Linked DNA regions of Homo sapiens: all the other regions are linked to region 1. The links are chromatin contacts, found by Hi-C or POLR2A ChIA-PET in ENCODE. All regions are on one chromosome and are shown on one strand. The core of a region is the stretch at or near the end of the contact, and the rest is flanking DNA. Distances in the headings are between cores, read along the strand shown.

Region 1 (3,942 bases), core at 690-3,189:
AGAAAGCGTGCCTACGAAGAGGACTGCAGTGAGGAGCTACACATTGAGATTACATACAGTGGACTGGACAACTTTGGTTAGGACCAGGCTGTTTAATTTCTTCATAAACTTAACATAGCTTCCTTCCTAAAAACAGGTTAATCCAGACTTTCTTCTCTCCAAAACAACCCGAACTGATACATTAACTGCTGCAATGAACTATATTAAGGCACTAGAATATTTACGGAAAAGCAAAAGACTCCCGCAATTCAACGGGATGCTTTTTAGTGAAGAAAGAAAACTTAAGGACCGAATAAATTTAAATATATGCCTTGTTTAACTTCCTTTCCCACCTATGAGGACTTGGTTTTTAACTTTCCTAGTTGATCGAAACTCAAAGTATGAAGACTACGTATGCGAATGTTTACTTAACGCTGAACTCGGGGCTACAGGAAGTCTCCTACTAAACAGTAGTTACATTAGGCGTAGATATTTATAAACCATCTGCAGCAAGTGACCCAGGATTCAATTACAACATCAACCCTCATATTTCATCGCATGGGCAAATTACCAGTCGAGTCAAGAATAAACTCATTCTGCCCTACTGGCGCTCTAGATCGAGTTGCACAATCCTGGGGCAGAACCGCCTTCACCTAGCCCTAGAGCATCAGGTACTAAGTTAGTGTGAGGACATTTTAAAGCGGGAGGGAAACTCAAGGGACTTAGCCCATACTCCCAAATTCAGAAATTTGTCACGTCACTTGAGATCAGAATGAAATTTAAGTTTCAGTCCCTTTGAGATCTCTGAGCGCACAAAGTCAGGCTGCTATCACTCGGCTGGGGAGTCCGAACCCGGCTGGATAAAAACTACTTGGTGCGGAACTCGCATCTTTTCCGCCCACCGTGGGGGGGCCGCACCGGTCGGGTCCGGCCAGGAACCCGGGCGCGAGTTTGGGGGCGCAGCGGGGGCGGCGAGCGCGCGTCCCCCCGCCCGCTCAGGCAGCGTAGAGGTGCGAGCAGCTCAGCCAGCCTTGCAGAGGGAGCTCTCGGCAGCTCTGGGGTCCCTCTGCTCGCAGCCGCTGCAGCGCCGCCTGCGCCACTCGGCGGAGACGGAGACCAGCGGCGGCGACGCGCGGACTGGGAGCGACCGCCGAGCAGCCAAGCAGCTGGGAAGGCACGCAGGCCGGCAGGGTAGGTTCCGGGGACGGGGCTGGCTGGAGGAGGGGCAGCCCGAGACGCGACGGCCAGGGCCCGACACCCATACGGCACCGGGACCTGGCTTAGCGCGCGGCGGCAGTCGGTCCGAACCCTTAAGCTAGGCGGGCGCCGAAGCCGGGACGCGGAGATAGTGTCTCAGCTGGGGCCACCCGCCGCGGGAGGGGCGGAGGACACAGGACAGAGGGCGGGCCGCGGCCGGGCGATCGGCCGGCCAAGAACCGGCCTCGAGGGCAGACAAAGGAAGGAAAATGGAGTCGCCGGGCGCGCGGGCCTCTGCCTCTGCCGCCGCCCGAGGCCTAGCGCGCTGCCAGGAGGGAGGCCTAGCGGGCGGGCGGGCGGGCGGGCGTGGGGGTGGGGGGGGCGGCCGGGCCACGGCGGCGACGGGCAATGGCGGCGGCCGCGCCGCAGCAGGGACGGTAGAGGGAGACAAACACCCCCCGGCGGCGGCGCTGGCGCCGGGCTGCAGCCAGCGCCGACCGGAGCGGCCCCATCGTGACACCTAGAGGCGGCCCGCGAAACCTCCTCCACCCCGGGCCCCCTTACCTCCGCGCCACACCCCCCGCGGCGCCCGCTCCGCCGCCGCTCCACGGCTCCGGCCACCCGGCGTCTCCGGCGAGCTCCGCGCGTCCGCACCGGCCACCGCCGCCGCCGCTGCCGCCAAAGAAGCAGCTCCGCGCACGGTTTAATCGCTCCACAGGCTCAGACACAAAATGGCGGCGGCGCGGTGCAGTGCGCCTGCGTCGGCGCTGCCGGGGCCGCGGGTGCTGATAAGGGAAGGGACGGGTGGGGGGACCGGCCGGGCGGCGAGTAGAGGGCGGGGGAGGAAAGGTGAGGGGAGGGGTTGGCGCAGGGCAGCATGGGAGGCGGCCCCGGGCGCCAACTTTCAAAAGCGGGCGCGATGGCGTCACGGGACGCGCCGCGAGTCGCGTCGTCACGCCGCACGCGCCCTCGCCGGGTCGCTCGTGGGCTCTGCCGGCGCCGCGGCGTCCTGGCTCCCGCTGGGTGGGGCTTCCTGGGCGGAGGCCGCCGCCCCTGGGCGGTGCCGGATCCAGTCCGCTTGACCTTATTCCCTAGCTGCTGTCTCCGGCCCCCTGAACCCGTACAGGGTTGGGGAAGTGGGGGTGGCTGGAGGAAGCGCGCGCGGGGCAAGCCAGTGGGGCTGAGGAGGCTCCCGGGCCCGGCCCCGCCCAGTCTCCGCCCCAGCCAGGCCCGACCCGCCCTCCGAATGTCTTACAGCTGCCCGCCCCAGAGTAAGGCCCGGTCGGTTCCCGCGCGCTCCCAGCTCCGTGCCCGCGAGCGACGACTGGAAGGGCTGTCCTTGCTCAGCGGCTTTTGGTGATCTCTCCGCCCTAGAAGAGGGCCACCTAAAAGCGGGTGCGAGAGGAGAGTGGGAGGGCCTCCTCTTGGTGTCCCCAGGCCACCTCAGCCCGGAGAGGTGGCGGAAAACCAGACTTGATGCTTTAACACGTTCATAGCAATCGCTTTTTACTGAAAGGAGTTTCTGTATTTAGCGCTGTGTAATTCTGTGGAAACGTGCATTTCTTGTCTTTGCGGGAGAGCTGTTCTCTGTGGGCGGAGACCTTCAGTCCCACCCCTCCCCAGGAGGCGCCTGCGGACCCTTCCCAACCTGCAGTCAAGTTGACCAAGAACTGACTGCAAGGTGCTGGTGGCTCTGGGATGAGAGCCTTTTGGTACTTACAGGGAATATGACTCTTCCCTTAGATATCAAATGGACCCAATATCTAGGGAGCAGCTTCTTCTCCATCCATCTGACCGTTCCGTTGTGAGAATGCTGGCCCAATAACATACTCTTTTTTTTTCCCCTAAAGGAATAAAAAAATCTGTATTTTTAAGATGTCAAATCTCCAGAGTTTTTAGATGTTAGCAACTGAATCAGATGTTTTTAAACTTCATGAGCTGATTAAACCACACAGATGAGCTGTCAGTTTACGACCCCTGGCTTGGCTTGGAGGAAAGAGTGAAGAGAAATTCCATGGCCAAATCCTGGGGCACTCCAATATTGGGAGGGTAATGGAGAAGGAGTCTGAAAGGCAGCATCTAGGAAGTCATGAAAGCTAGCGCTGAGTTGTGGAATCCCTGGGCAGAGAAGGTTTCAGGTAGGAGGCATCAGCTGAGCGGTGTGATAAACTTGGGCCAGAGATGTGGCTATTGGATTGGGTCACCTTGCAAGTCACTGGAGAATGTCACTGATGGCCTTGGCTTGATTCACGTGAGTATATCAGGGAGGTGGACCTGACCGGAATGGGTTAAACAGTCACCAGGAAAGTGAGGAAATGGAGACAGCACATGTATGCAATTTGAGAGAGGTTTTGCTGTGAAGGGACCAGATAAGTTTGGGGATAGATATAGAAAGAAATCTTTTAAAAGATAGTAGGGGCCGGGCGCAGTGGCTCACGCCTGTTATCCTAGCACTTTGGGAGGCCAAGGCAGGTGGATCACCTGAGGTCAGGAGTTCGAGACCAGCCTGGCCAATATGGTGAAACCCGGTCTCTACTAAAAATACAAAAATTAGTTGGGCATGGTATCGCGCGCCTGTAATCCAAGCTACTGGGGAGGCTGAGGCAGGAGAATTGCTTGAACCCGGGAGGCAGAGGTTGCAGAGAGCCAAGATTGGGCCACAGCACTCCAGCCTGGGCAACAAAGCGGGACTCCATCTCAAAAAATAATAATAAATAAAATAAAAGATGGTAGGGTTCCCAGAGCATGTTTATGTGCCATTGGGAG
Region 2 (3,942 bases), core at 764-3,263, 410 kb before region 1:
GGCATGTGTCTGAGAAATCTGAGGGGAGGTGGTGCTCCCCACCAAGACCTCCTGGATCAGGAGGTTTTTTGTTTGTTTGTTTGTTTTTGAGATAGAGTCTTGCTCTGTTGCCCAGGCTGGAGTGCAATGGCACTATCTCGGCTCACTGCAACCTCTGCCTCCGTGGTTCAAGTGATTCTCCTGCCTCAGCCTCCCGAGTAGCTGGGATTACAGGCACCTGCCACCACACCCAGCTAATTTTTGTATTTTTATTAGAGACGGGGTTTCACCATGCTGGCCAGGCTGGTCTCGAACTCCCAGCCTCAGGCGATCCACCCGCCTTGGCCTCCCAAAGTTCTGGGATTACAGGCTTGAGCCACCAGGCCGGCCTTGGAGGTTTTTTGTCTGTTTGAGACAGTGTTTCGCTCTTGCTGGAGTGCAATGGCGCCATCTCGGTTCACTGAAACCTCTGCCTCCCGGGTTCAAGTGATTCTCCTGCCTCAGCCTCCCAACTAGCTGGGATTACAAGCACCCGCCACCACGCCCAGCTAATTTTTTTGTATTTTTAGTAGAGACGGGGTTTCACTATTTGACCACGCTGGTCTCAAACTCCTGACCTCAGGTGATCCTCCCGCCTCAGCCTCCCAAAGTGTTGGGATTACCGGCGTGAGCCACCGCGCCAGGCCTGGATCAGGAATTTGATAAGTGAGGGTAGGGACAGAGGCTAGGTAGATGTCCCCCAGAGTGAACAGTGGGTGATGCCCAGAAACTATAGGTCTCAGGTGAGAGAGAGAGATTTGAAGGGCTGAGGCTGCGAGGTGGGTGGCGAGGGATGCGCCTGCAGAGGTCGGGGTCCGGCCGCATTGGGCAGGGCCTTATGGGCCCGGAGCTAGTAGGATTTTCCTTCAGAAGAGGCGGCTCTACGTGAGCAGGGGCGAGGGCAGGGAGTCCAGTAGGAAGGCCGCTACTGTGGGCGGCCGAAGGTGGCGTGAGGGGCGGGGGGGTCAGGTCGGCGGGCCCGCTGCGGGGGCCCTGGGGGAGGGGTCAGAGGGTGGTAAGCTCGGGGGTCGTCTTGCGGGGCCCAGCGGCTCTGATTCCGTACCCCCCACCCCAAGGGCTGGAGGCTGGCAGTAGGCGTAGTCAGAGGACGCCACCCGAGCCACGCGAGGGAGAAGAGTGGAGATAGACAAGTAAGATGGGCTCTGGGGTTTTCTGATAGAGAAAAAAATAGTAAAGCCAGCTAGATAAGTAATCTGAAGCAGTGGAGAAGAAAGTGAAAGAAACGTTAAAAGCAAATAAGTAAACGGCTTGGATAGAGGAACACCCAGGAGGCGAGATAGAGAAAGTTAAAATGAAGGGACTTGGCTACAGCACCCAGTGCACTGTCCCAAAAAGGCAAGCGAGGCAAGCGGGGCGGGGAAGGGTGGGTGTGCGTGTTCTTCCTGCGGAGGACGCAGCAGCCCCTGGGGAGGGACCGAGAATCCCCAGCTGCCTCCAACAGGAGAGGCTGCAGCTAGAGGGCCCAGGGCTGGGACGGGACCTTCGCGGGGGTCTGGTTCCCAGGGTCGCGGAGAAATGGGATGCAGACGCTGGAAATGGGAAGGAGGTATACGGGGTTGGTGGGAGGCCCTGGGCAGGTGGCTTCTGCAGTCCTGGGCCGGTCCGGCCTACCCTGCCCCGTCCCTAAGTAACAGAGCGCTTCGTAAGCCCAGGGCGCAGAGCCAGGACACTCCGCGACCCATCTCACGGAGCCCTAAAACAACCCCGAGGTGGAAGTGTGTTTCCCCCATTTTACAAATGTTGCATCTGGGGCTCAGAGAGGGCGGCCTCTCACCCGAGGTCACACAGGAATCGGGCCCGCCCCCAGGCCGTGGAGCCACTAGGAGTGCTCCCGCCCAGGGGTCTTCCCGCCACCAGGGCCCCCGCTCTGGGAGGAGCCGGCCGAGCCCCTCCCGCTCTCCGCCCCCGAGGGGCGGCCCGGGGGGCGGGCGGAGGAAGTGAGCGCAGCGGGGAGGAATGCGAGCGGGCGGGGCGTGTCGGCCCGGGGCGGCGGGGACAGCGGCGGGGACAGCGGCGGGCGGCTGGGACGGCGGGTGCGGCGGGGCCGAGCCCGCACGATGCCTCACTTCACCGTGGTGCCAGTGGACGGGCCGAGGCGCGGCGACTATGACAACCTCGAGGGGCTCAGTTGGGTGGACTACGGGGAGCGCGCCGAGCTGGATGACTCGGACGGTGAGGGCGCGTTCTGAGGGGCCGTGGCGGGGCAGCGGGGCCTGCCACCCGGGGCCGCCATCCCGGGCCCGCGCCCGCACCTATCCCGGGACCTTGCGCGCACACGTCGGTGCGGACTCAACTTTTTTTGGACCGCGCCGCTGCCACTGGCTCCCCGCCCTGCGCGCGCAGACACGATTTTCCTCGGCCCCCGGCGCCCGCGCCCGGCCGCTTTCTCCACCCCAGCTCCTCCCCTGTGGGCCCCGGGCGGGGGCTGCAGACGTGGCCGCCCAGGGAGGCCAGCCGGCCGGGCCGCCCGGCTTGGGGACAGGGCCGAGACCCCATCTCAGGCCCTTCCCGGCCCTTCAACTTCGGTGAATCCCACATCCTTTTCTCGCCTCGGTTCCTCATTTGAGATTCAGCGTCTTTGCCTTTGAGACGATCCGCTCCCCAACTGCCCAAACCCCTCCGTGTGCCTCTCTGCGCCTACCTGCACTCTGGCCAGAGTGTGCCTACTGGGGGGTCTATGGGTAACTGCCCGTGAGTGCGCCGGTGTAGATCTGTAGGGACAGTGGGCCTCAGTGAAGCACTCACATGGAGCCGGACGTGTCTAGGCACTTGAAGTGAGTTAACTCGTTTAATCCTCCAGCATCACCCTTGGGATAAGTACTGTTACTCTCATTAGGAAGCAGTGAAGGGAGGGGTGGCGGTTATATAACTTGCCCAGGGGCAGTCAAGCCTGGGTTTGAGATTCCAGCACCTTAACTCTTTAACTTAGGTGCCAGGGCCGAGAGGTAAGCCCCATCTCCCTCCTCCTTCCTCCCAGGTGCCCGCGTCTCTCCACAGCCCTTTCTCTATCTCCTACCCCAGGAGGCCCCCCAGAGGGCTGTTCTTGTTAAGGCCCACCCTCGGAGCACGAACACGGCTGAGGACATGTGTCTGTGTACGTAGTGGCATATGCATGTGTAATTGTGCTTGTACAAGTGTGTAGCTGTGGGTATCACAGGGTGAAGGCTGGTTCAGGTCAGGGCATTCTCACAGCCCCTGTTTCCTGCAGGGTTGACAGTGATGAGGATGGTGATTTGACTGATGATAAATGCCTGTGATATCTGTGACCGATCATGATGGAGATATGTAGGAAGTGTGTGGTTGACACGTGTCAGGTGACGTTGTCTGGACCTCTGATCCATCTGTGATGGTGACACGACTGAGATGATCCATGCCCAATGTGAATGATGGCTATGTGTGTGTATCACTTGACTGCCATGTGCAGAGGTAGCACAGGACAGTGGCATGGGCTGCTGGACATTGCAGAGGTTTTACAGGCTTGACAGCTGTGTGAGTGCCCCAGCCTCCATGCCCTTGTCTGCCCCTAGCTTGATTCAAGTGGTCAAAGCAAAAGCCAGCATTCCTGCTTCCCTAACCCTGGGAGGACCTCTCTCCCCAGAGGGTAGACTGGGCTGCATCCCCAGGATCAGCCTGGACCAGTGGGCAGGCAGAGCTGAGCCTAGCTGCTGGCCCCACCTTGGCCACGCCTTGGCCCCTACAGGGTGACTGGAGGGACCTGGAGCTACATTGGCTGAGTCCTGCTAGATCCCCGCAAGCTAGGCCAGCTCCTCCCACTGCCTCCCTTCCTCTTTCTCCTCCTCTTACTCCTTTCCAGCCAGACCTTGGCTGTCTACAGGATGGGGGACACCCTGAGCCCCGGTGAGTGATTTTGATCCTTGGTGGGGACTGCAAAGGGTCAGAGGG
Region 3 (3,942 bases), core at 913-3,412, 400 kb after region 1:
GGCATGAGCCACCACGCCCGGCCAGCAATTATTTTTTAATATGGGGGAGTCAACCTGAATATCTACCTAGCCCACGACTCCACGGAGAAGGTGAGTGGGCGGTGGGGAGAGGAGTGTGGAGGAGCAGGCTCACCTGATTTTTGTGTCGTGCCACACGGCGCTGCAGGTAGCAGCGGCGGCCCAGGCCCTGCAGACCCTGGCGGCGGCAGCACGGTCTCTCAGGGACAGGTGGCGGAAGATGAGTGCCAGCACCTCCTCTGGCAGTCCCTCTCCAGGCTCGGCCATGGCCCAGATCCGGCTGGGGTGGGAGGATCCGCCACTCCCAATAGCTCCGGCCTGGAGAGAGACGGACGTCTCTGAGGTCGGGAAGGCGCAAAGTGTTGCAGGAAGACCGAGCTTAGGTGTACAAATGCTTGTGGCCTGAGGAACTGAGGGCCTCTCAGACAGCGTGGGGCATCAGATAACCCCGAAACTTGTTCACAAAGCAGATTTCACCGCCTCACCTACTAAATCAGGCTCTCCGGAAAGGGTAAGGCCCAGGAATCTGCATTTCAACAAGCCCCTGTGACTCCACAGGTTCCACGTTGAGAACTCCCCTCCCACTTTTTTTTTTTTTTTTCTTTTTTTTTGAGACAGGGTCTCGCTCTTTACCCAGGCTGGAGTGCAGTGGCGCAATCACAACTCACTGCACCCTCAGTCTCCCGGGCTCAAGCAATCCTCCCACCTCAGCCTCCCGAGTAGCTGGGACTACAGGGGCACGCCACCACGCCTGGCTAATTTTTGTAATTTTGTTGCAGAGACGAGGTCTCGCTTTGTTGCCCAGACTGACCTCGAACTCCTAGGCTCAAGCGATCGGCCCGCCTGGGCCTCCCAAAGTGCTGGGATTACGGGCATGAGCCACCGCGCCCGGCCTGAGAAACCCCATCTTAACCCCGCCGGTTAGTAGAAAGTGACTACAGGGTTAATAAGGCGGGAGCGTTAATGTAGGCTTTTCTTTGTCAGGGACCATGAGCCAATCAGGAAGCGAGGCGTGGGCGGGGCAAAGCTGGATCCACCCCTGGAGGGGAGGCTCCTTCCCCGCCTCCGCCTCGCCGGGGAGATGTCCCGGGTGCTTCCTAAGACAGCCCCACTGGATGAAAAAAAACTTGGGTCTCTGGGACCTGACGGTTCTGGGGCCTGAGGGGCTCAAGATTTAAGTTCCGACCCCTGAGCAGCCCTGGCTCCCGCTGAGCAATTTGGGTTCGGCTGGAACTCCGCAGACCCACCCTGGAGCGCAGCCTTTAGAGGGGGATGGGTTACTGGAAAGTGTGCGTCCTCTTTGAAGTTGCCAATCCTGTTTGTTTTTGTTTTGTTTTGTTTTGAGACGGAATCTAGCTGTGTCGCCCAGGCTGGAGTGCAGTGGCGAGATCTCGGCTCACTGCAAACTCCGCCTCGCGGGTTCAAGCGATTCTTCTGCCTCAGCCTCCCGAGTAGCTGGGACTCCAGGCGCGCGCCACCTCGCCGGGCTAATTTTTGTATTTTTAGTAGAGACGGGGTTTCACCATATTGGCCAGGCTGGTCTCAAACTCCTGACCTCAGGTGATCCACCTGCCTCGGCCTTCCAAAGTGCTGGGATTACAGGCGTGAGCCACCGCGCCCGGCCGCCAATCTTGTTTTAAGGTTCTTAAAGGTTTGTGTACACAAGGCTTCACACTACTCGCCAGTTAATGTTCCCATATCTTCCGGGCTAACAGTTTCTCCCGGAATTTGTGCCACGTGTTTCCTGGGGCTTCAGATACGTTCGGCCGGGCTTGTACCTGGGACCCATGGGCACCCCGTTTTGAGTGCCCACTGGTAGCAGCGATCTTGAAGCCGGATCCCCAGGGGTACCAGAAAATTCTGGTCTCCAGGGGGCGCCCCCTTGATTTACCGAAGTCTGGCAGCTGTAGCTCTTACGAGCCCCCCGCCTCGTAAGAATCGCAAACCCCCAAAGTCGGGTCTTCCTGCCGTCTAACCTTGGGCGCTGGTGTCTTACCTGCTCGGCGGACCAGATGGGCTTTGCCCGGGGCAGGGGACTGGCAGCAGAGGACAGCGGACGGGAAGCAGCCACCGGGAGCCCGCGGGGCGGGACGCGCGGGCGGACGGGGCGGCTCGGGCTAGGGCACCGCCCCAGCGCCTCCGCGCACACCCGGAAGCGGCGGAGTAGAGCGGAGCCTGGCGGGCGTGGGAACCCAGGCCCCGCCGAGGCGGCCAGGTTAGTGCAGCAGGTGGGTGGGTGGGCTCCCCGGTGCGGGCGGGAGAGGAGGTGGATCTTGGCTCCGAAGCGTGGGCGCGGCGCAGATGTCACCGGCGGCTGCTCCAGCCAGCTGGTGGCGGCGGTCTACTGAGCTGTTCGAACACCGTGGGAGGCGGGGGACGGTACGGAATTTGGCCCCCGCAGGCTCCTCGTCCCTGCCAGCACTTTCGAGGTGCAGTAGGGCCCTGCAGGAGAGAGGGTGGGGGAGAAGGGGCTGGTTCTGAATACTTTCCTTGAGCGGAGACCCCCTTGCCCACCCCAGCCGATCGCACGTGCGAAACCCCAGCTTGAGGGTGGGCTAGTGGGAGCCTGGGAAGCTCCCCTCAAGCGCTCGGGAGCTGCGTAGCTGAGTAGGGGGTGTGCCCGGCGGGTCGCAAGGAGTCACAGGCTTTCAGTTCTGGGCCACGCCCACAGGCTGTCTCTGTCCACCCAGCCAGAGGTGGGGCTGCCCCCGGGACTGTTAGGTGTTCAGGGGGCACCGTGCGTGGCTCGTCCCTGGAAACAGGCGCAGAAGTTGTTAGGTCGGTACCTAAGCGCCCCACAGTCTCCGGCCACCAAACTTTCTCAGGACCCAGCCTGGAAGCCTCAGCCCCGCCCAAAAAGGGACGACTCCTGGTGGGTGGGGCGCGGGGCTTCCCAAGGAGGGGCTTCCGTGAAAGAACACGTAAGAAGAGCTGCCAGTCGGCGGATGCGAAACTAGGGCCCTGGCCTCTTTACCCTGTTAACTCGACCTCCAGCCTGGTTCACCTTCCCCATCTTCTAGTACTAGTGAGTGTGAGAAAGCATCCCCAGTCTCCAGGTTCCCAGTACTCCCCACCTCCCCCTCGACCCCCACAGACCTGATGGGCAGACAATGGTCCTGTTCGGTCCCCACTTCCACCCCTTGGGGTGGGACCATAACCAAGTCAAGCACTCTCAAGTCAAGGGGCCAGAAAGACATGAAAGAGGGAATGTTTCCAGGGGAAGTTCCCACTCTCTCCTACTCCCCAGGCCACTTTCGAAGGACTCCCCCCTTATCTCACCTCCGTGGCTGGCTCCCTATTATGGACCCACTTGTCACCTGCAGAGTTTCCTGTTTTTTCTTGTTTTGCTTTTAAAGAAAACAAATTTATTTTGCTCTTTTAATACAAAGAAAATATGTCTACTTCACATAAAGCAGAAAATATTGCTAAATACAAAGAAAATAAAAATCACCCACAATCCTTCCCCACCCCCACCTACCTTCCTTCATCCTGCCCAGAGATAAACAAAATGCAAACTTCCTGTTACTATCCAGACTGTGGTTTGGCGTAAGTACACAAGTATTAATGTTTTCTATGAAAAGATTAGAAGGCTGGGTGTGGTGCCTCACACCTGTAACCCAGCACTTTGGGAAGCTGAGGTGGGCAGATCGCTTGAGCCCAGGAGTTTGAGACCAGCCTGGGCAACATGGTGAAACTCCATCTCTACTAAAAATACAAAAACTAGCCAGGCATGGCGGCGTGTGCCTAAAGTCCCAGCTACTTGAAAGGTTGAGGTGAGAGGGTTGCTTGAGCTGGGAAGGTCAAGGCTGCAGTGAGCTGCGATAGTGCCACTGCACTCCAGCCTGGGTGACAGAGCAAGACCCTGTCTCAAAAACAAGACAATTGAAAAAACAAAGGTCGAGAGTAGTGCCTTACTCCTGTAAT
Region 4 (3,942 bases), core at 563-3,062, 340 kb after region 1:
GGGAATAAAAGATGGGGAGGGTTAGATGCCCCTTCTTGGGAGCGCCCCCAGCCCACATACCAGAAGCCAGAAGGACCAGACATAGAGAGAGAAGCAGCTGAGCACCTGCACGATGGCTGTCAGTAGGATCACATCCTTAAGGTGCCTGTGGATAGAAATAAAGCTGGAAAGACAGCATATGGGCCCTTCCACCCTTTTCAAGTTGCAACTCCCTTCCACCCTTTTCAAGTTACAAGTAGCTGTGCTTCTTGGGCTATCTGGGCCCCAGCCCTGGGGCCGCTCACCTGGGCTGGCGGTGGGGGACACTCACTCTGCCATGCCCTGCTCCATGTTGAGGTCCATGCCACCATCCATCAGGGCCCCATCCTCAGAGAACGCTGCTCGTGCCATCGAGCTCATAGAGTGGTAGCTGGCCCCATACACTGCCAGACTAAAGCCCAGGGCCAACTGCAGAGCAAGAATGAGGGTATCAAAGGCCAGCCACTGACCCTACGCACTCATCCACCTCCCAGGATGGAGATACTTACCCAGGCCCAAAATGAGGCAGATGAGTAAAAGAAGACCAACGTCACAAGGCAGTAAATGGCCTGCAAGCAATCACAGGATCAGGTTGGGGTCAGAAGTTACCTCCAAACCATGGGTCTCCCTCAACTCTGACCAAGAATTAGGCCAGGCTGTGGGAGGAGCAAGGTTGTTCTTACAGGGTTGAAGAAAGGGCCCTGCTCCCTGAATCCCAAATACCCACTCTCCTCTGACACCCAACTCAGCCCAGGAAAGAAGCCTTTGTGTACTTGGAGGTAGGAAGAGCTCTCAAATTCAGCTACGACTCACGCCTTCATTTTCTTTGTGTTTTACTAGTTAGCACTTTCTCTGTGCCCAGATCTCTCATTTCTTTTTGACTGGAGCTCTCTTCTAGAGCTTTTTCGGGTACCACTCCTCGTCACCAAGCAGGGCTGAGGACTAGGGAACTGACTATAAGTGGGCATAGAAGCAAGGAGGTAGGCACTTACATTGGCCCCCAGTATGATCCGCAGGTAGAACTTCAGAGTCTCTCTGTTCTCTTCAAATATCTGCTTCTTCCCTCTCGTGCCCACTTTGCCCTTGGGCTGCAGAGGAATGATGAGATGCCGTCAGGAGGCCACGGTCCTCCTCATTCTCCCCACCAGCCTGGTGAGCTATAGAGCTCCATCCGCAACTCAGCCAGGTCCCCGTAGTGCAGAAACCTAGCAAAATCCCTGGGATGTCCACCCATCCTCCAGTCCATTCTGCCTAGGGCTGACGCCATCTCTCCAGCACCCGCAGCTAGGATCAATCGCCTCTTGCTCGCCCTGGAACAATTCAATCCTAAGCTAATACCGCCTCTGGATCCCGTGGTAGTCTGGCTTTAGGCTAACGACTCTTCCAAGGGTACTCCTGAGCGGAGTTGAATGGTGCCTCTCTCAGGCCTCCGCTGGCGTAGTCCCGATCTGGGTTAACCCCCACCTCAGGTCACTTAGATCTCTGGCCTGCCCTGGTACTGATGCCCACCCCGCTCTGGCACTAGTCCTGGTATGGTCCTGCGCCGCCATCCCCCCAGCCCAGCTCTAGCACGGTCTGGCCAGGGATGGCGCCCCGCTCTGGCCCACCCCATATCCCTTAATGTTCTTTCTCAGTTTTCACTCTCACAGCCCCTGGAGAGCTTTGCTGGTGCGGACCCCGCCCTATCCATCCTCCTTACCGCCATGGTGCGAGGCAAATACCCAGCCCGGGAAACACGGGAGAGCGACCGAAACCGCAATCACTAAGCACCACATCGGCAGCTCATGCACTTCCGGCGCAGACCGAAGTCGTCAGCTTTTGCGACGGAAATAGGTCTCACTTCCTTCCCAAGCCCCGCCCCAAAGAGGCGAGACTACATTTCCCAGAAAGCCTTGCGCAGTGGGGGCGGAGGCGGCAGGGATGCGATGGCGGAGTCGCTGCCCCTGGAGGTGAGAGGAAGCCGCCCTCAGGCCTAGCTCTGGACAGGCCCCGCCCTCGCGGTCCTGAGCTTTGGGGAGGGGCTGTCAGATAGCTAGCCCGGCCCCTCCAGCCTGGCGGAAACGACCCGCCCTCCCGATCCCGGGACCTTCTAGCTCTGGGTAACGGTTCCTCCTTTGGGCCACTCTGTCCCTTTAGCTTGGGGGACCGTCCTCCCCTTCCCTATCGGCCCCAGAAGATAGCTGCCCTGTCATCTCCGCGAGAACAGGCCCTCTGCCCATCCCCTTCCCTTGAAGTGGCTGTCTCCTCCCCGCTCAGTTCTGGAAGATGTCCGCTCCATCTCATCGTCCCGAAGGGTAACTGATCTTATCCCCATTGGTCCCTTGGGATGATCTCTCCATTTCCTACAGAGACGGCCGCCCCTTCTCCCTGGCAGTGGGAAACAGACTGCTCCCTCCCCATCAACTGCAATGATCTCTGAGTTCCTTTAACAAGGATAGGCCTGTTCCCCATTCCTAGGCCCCTAGTGATGGCCGCCCTTACCTCTTTCACTCCGTGGGATGTTTGCTCCTTCCCCTTAGCCAGGGGCAAGACCACTCTGCCCCATCTGCCAGGGAGATAACAGGTTTTGTCTTCAGTGGCCTGTTGGAATGGCTTCTCCATCTCTTTTGTCCTGAGGGTTGGCAGCCCCCTCTCTCTGCCCATGGGAAACAGGCCACCCTTTCCCATCGGTCCTGGAATGATGCTCCTGTCCTTAGCAAAAATAGGCCTGTTCCCACCCCTATTGAGCTTGCAGTGCTATCCCTTTCCCCCTTAGCTTTAGGGGCTATCTATTTCCATCCCCATAGACCCCATGAGTGACCAATCATTATCTCCAGTAGCCCCCTTGAGATGGGACTCATGGGATGGTCACTCCATCCTCATCACTGCCTCCTCTTGTCCCTCTAGAAAGGCCACCCTCTTCTTAGGTCAATGAATTGTGTCCCTTCCCGACTCACCCCAAGGGATGACAGGTTTGTTCCCCTCTCCCTTTGCTCTTGGGCTGGCTGCTTAGCCCCAGAAGACAGGATGGCCACTGTCTTAACTCAGCTCAAACAGGCTTCCGTGCCTCCCTGGAGGGATTGGGACTTGGTCAGTCCCAGTCCCCATCAATACTGTCTTCCCTATGCCTCCCTTCCTGGCCCAGAAGTCTATTCTGCCAGTCATTGTCCTCTCAGTAATGACTGCTTTATTTCCCCGACCCCTTCCCTGAGCATACTCTTGGTGAAAATAGAGGTAGAGGACTGGACTGTCCAACCTTAATTTAATCCAGTAAGCACTGGCTGAGCACTGTGCCTGCGTGCTTGGCATCTGAGAAAGGAAGGAGAGATCACAATGGGTTGGTGAAGTTAAGCTTCAAGAAGGGGATCCCAGGGAAAAGGCCCGCATAGGCAAAAGGAAATAGACATGCTGTGTGCGTAGGGCAATGGGGAGACTGGACTGGGGAAGTTTGGGGACCAGCGAGTCCAATCAGGCACAGAGGCCTGGCAGTGCTGATCCAGGAGTGGAGACTGTCCTGAGAGTACTGTGAACCCTGAAGTTTTACAGCAGGGGTGAGCTGAAACTGAAAACTGTTTTATAGGAAAAATTAACCTTGTGACAGTGTGCATAATGTATTAGCAAGGATGAACTTGGAGGCAAAGAGTTCAGGTGGGAGATTGTGGAAGGAATCCAGGTTTGGGGTGGTAGAAATCTGAGCTACTGAGGTGGGGAAGTTGCAGAGGTAGAAATTTTAGTAACAGCAATCCAGCAACCATTTATGGAACATCTAGTTGTCACACACACACTATATATATGTAAAATTTAATCCCCATGAGGCTATGATCTAGATTTTTTTAAAGTATCCCTATTTTATAGATATGGAAACTGAAACTCCCAGAGGTCAAGTACCTTGTTTAAGGTCACACATCAGTATATGTGGAAGTAGTGGAGCTGGAATTTGAATGA

Evidence for each region. Hi-C counts contacts between places; a loop is a spot of excess contacts on that map. ChIA-PET counts read pairs that join two places held with the same protein, here RNA polymerase II (POLR2A). Pooled maps may share reads with other maps.
Region 2: a pooled map shows a loop between it and region 1 (14-fold over the local background). The contact joins the promoter of SLC12A4 here to the promoter of CTCF in region 1. A Hi-C loop is called at or near these places in 10 of 50 pooled maps. POLR2A ChIA-PET finds 5 or more read pairs at or near these places in 4 of 52 experiments (Caco-2, H1, HepG2 and 1 more).
Region 3: a map with no recorded cell type shows a loop between it and region 1 (16-fold over the local background). The contact joins the promoter of TRADD here to the promoter of CTCF in region 1. A Hi-C loop is called at or near these places in 5 of 37 single-sample maps with no recorded cell type and 7 of 50 pooled maps. POLR2A ChIA-PET finds 5 or more read pairs at or near these places in 3 of 52 experiments (MCF 10A, WTC11 and activated CD4-positive, alpha-beta memory T cell).
Region 4: a loop to region 1 is called in a map of CD4-positive, alpha-beta memory T cell, with 32 times the contacts of the local background. The contact joins the promoter of TMEM208 here to the promoter of CTCF in region 1. A Hi-C loop is called at or near these places in 2 of 168 maps with a recorded cell type or tissue (CD4-positive, alpha-beta memory T cell and naive thymus-derived CD4-positive, alpha-beta T cell), 1 of 37 single-sample maps with no recorded cell type and 13 of 50 pooled maps. POLR2A ChIA-PET finds 5 or more read pairs at or near these places in 3 of 52 experiments (MCF 10A, activated T-cell and naive thymus-derived CD4-positive, alpha-beta T cell).

Annotation. Positions count from the first base shown.
Region 1 is chr16:67,560,523-67,564,464 of GRCh38, reverse strand. CTCF (CCCTC-binding factor) reads right to left here and starts at 1,939. Exons shown (of 12, transcript NM_006565.4): 1 at 1,741-1,939. It overlaps CTCF-DT (CTCF divergent transcript), which reads left to right and starts at 2,156. Exons shown (of 1, transcript NR_158165.1): 1 at 2,156-3,054. LOC124903703 (a long non-coding RNA gene) reads left to right here and starts at 1,015. Exons shown (of 2, transcript XR_007065094.1): 1 at 1,015-1,170. RefSeq lists silencers at 868-967, 1,488-2,497 and enhancers at 721-1,583, 2,728-2,777, 2,798-2,847.
Region 2 is chr16:67,966,708-67,970,649 of GRCh38, reverse strand. SLC12A4 (solute carrier family 12 member 4) reads left to right here and starts at 2,013. Exons shown (of 24, transcript NM_005072.5): 1 at 2,013-2,211. The coding sequence starts at 2,097. RefSeq lists silencers at 1,761-2,090, 2,221-2,550, 3,061-3,120 and an enhancer at 3,879-3,942.
Region 3 is chr16:67,158,129-67,162,070 of GRCh38, reverse strand. TRADD (TNFRSF1A associated via death domain) reads left to right here and starts at 2,162. Exons shown (of 5, transcript NM_003789.4): 1 at 2,162-2,233. It overlaps FBXL8 (F-box and leucine rich repeat protein 8), which reads right to left and starts at 2,114. Exons shown (of 3, transcript NM_018378.3): 1 at 2,015-2,114; 2 at 134-336. The coding sequence starts at 285. RefSeq lists enhancers at 1-186, 2,734-2,993 and silencers at 884-973, 1,994-2,133.
Region 4 is chr16:67,225,000-67,228,941 of GRCh38, reverse strand. TMEM208 (transmembrane protein 208) reads right to left here and starts at 1,812. Exons shown (of 6, transcript NM_014187.4): 1 at 1,718-1,812; 2 at 1,011-1,106; 3 at 528-587; 4 at 311-447; 5 at 61-145. The coding sequence starts at 1,723. It also overlaps the pseudogene FBXL9P. RefSeq lists an enhancer at 1,660-2,009.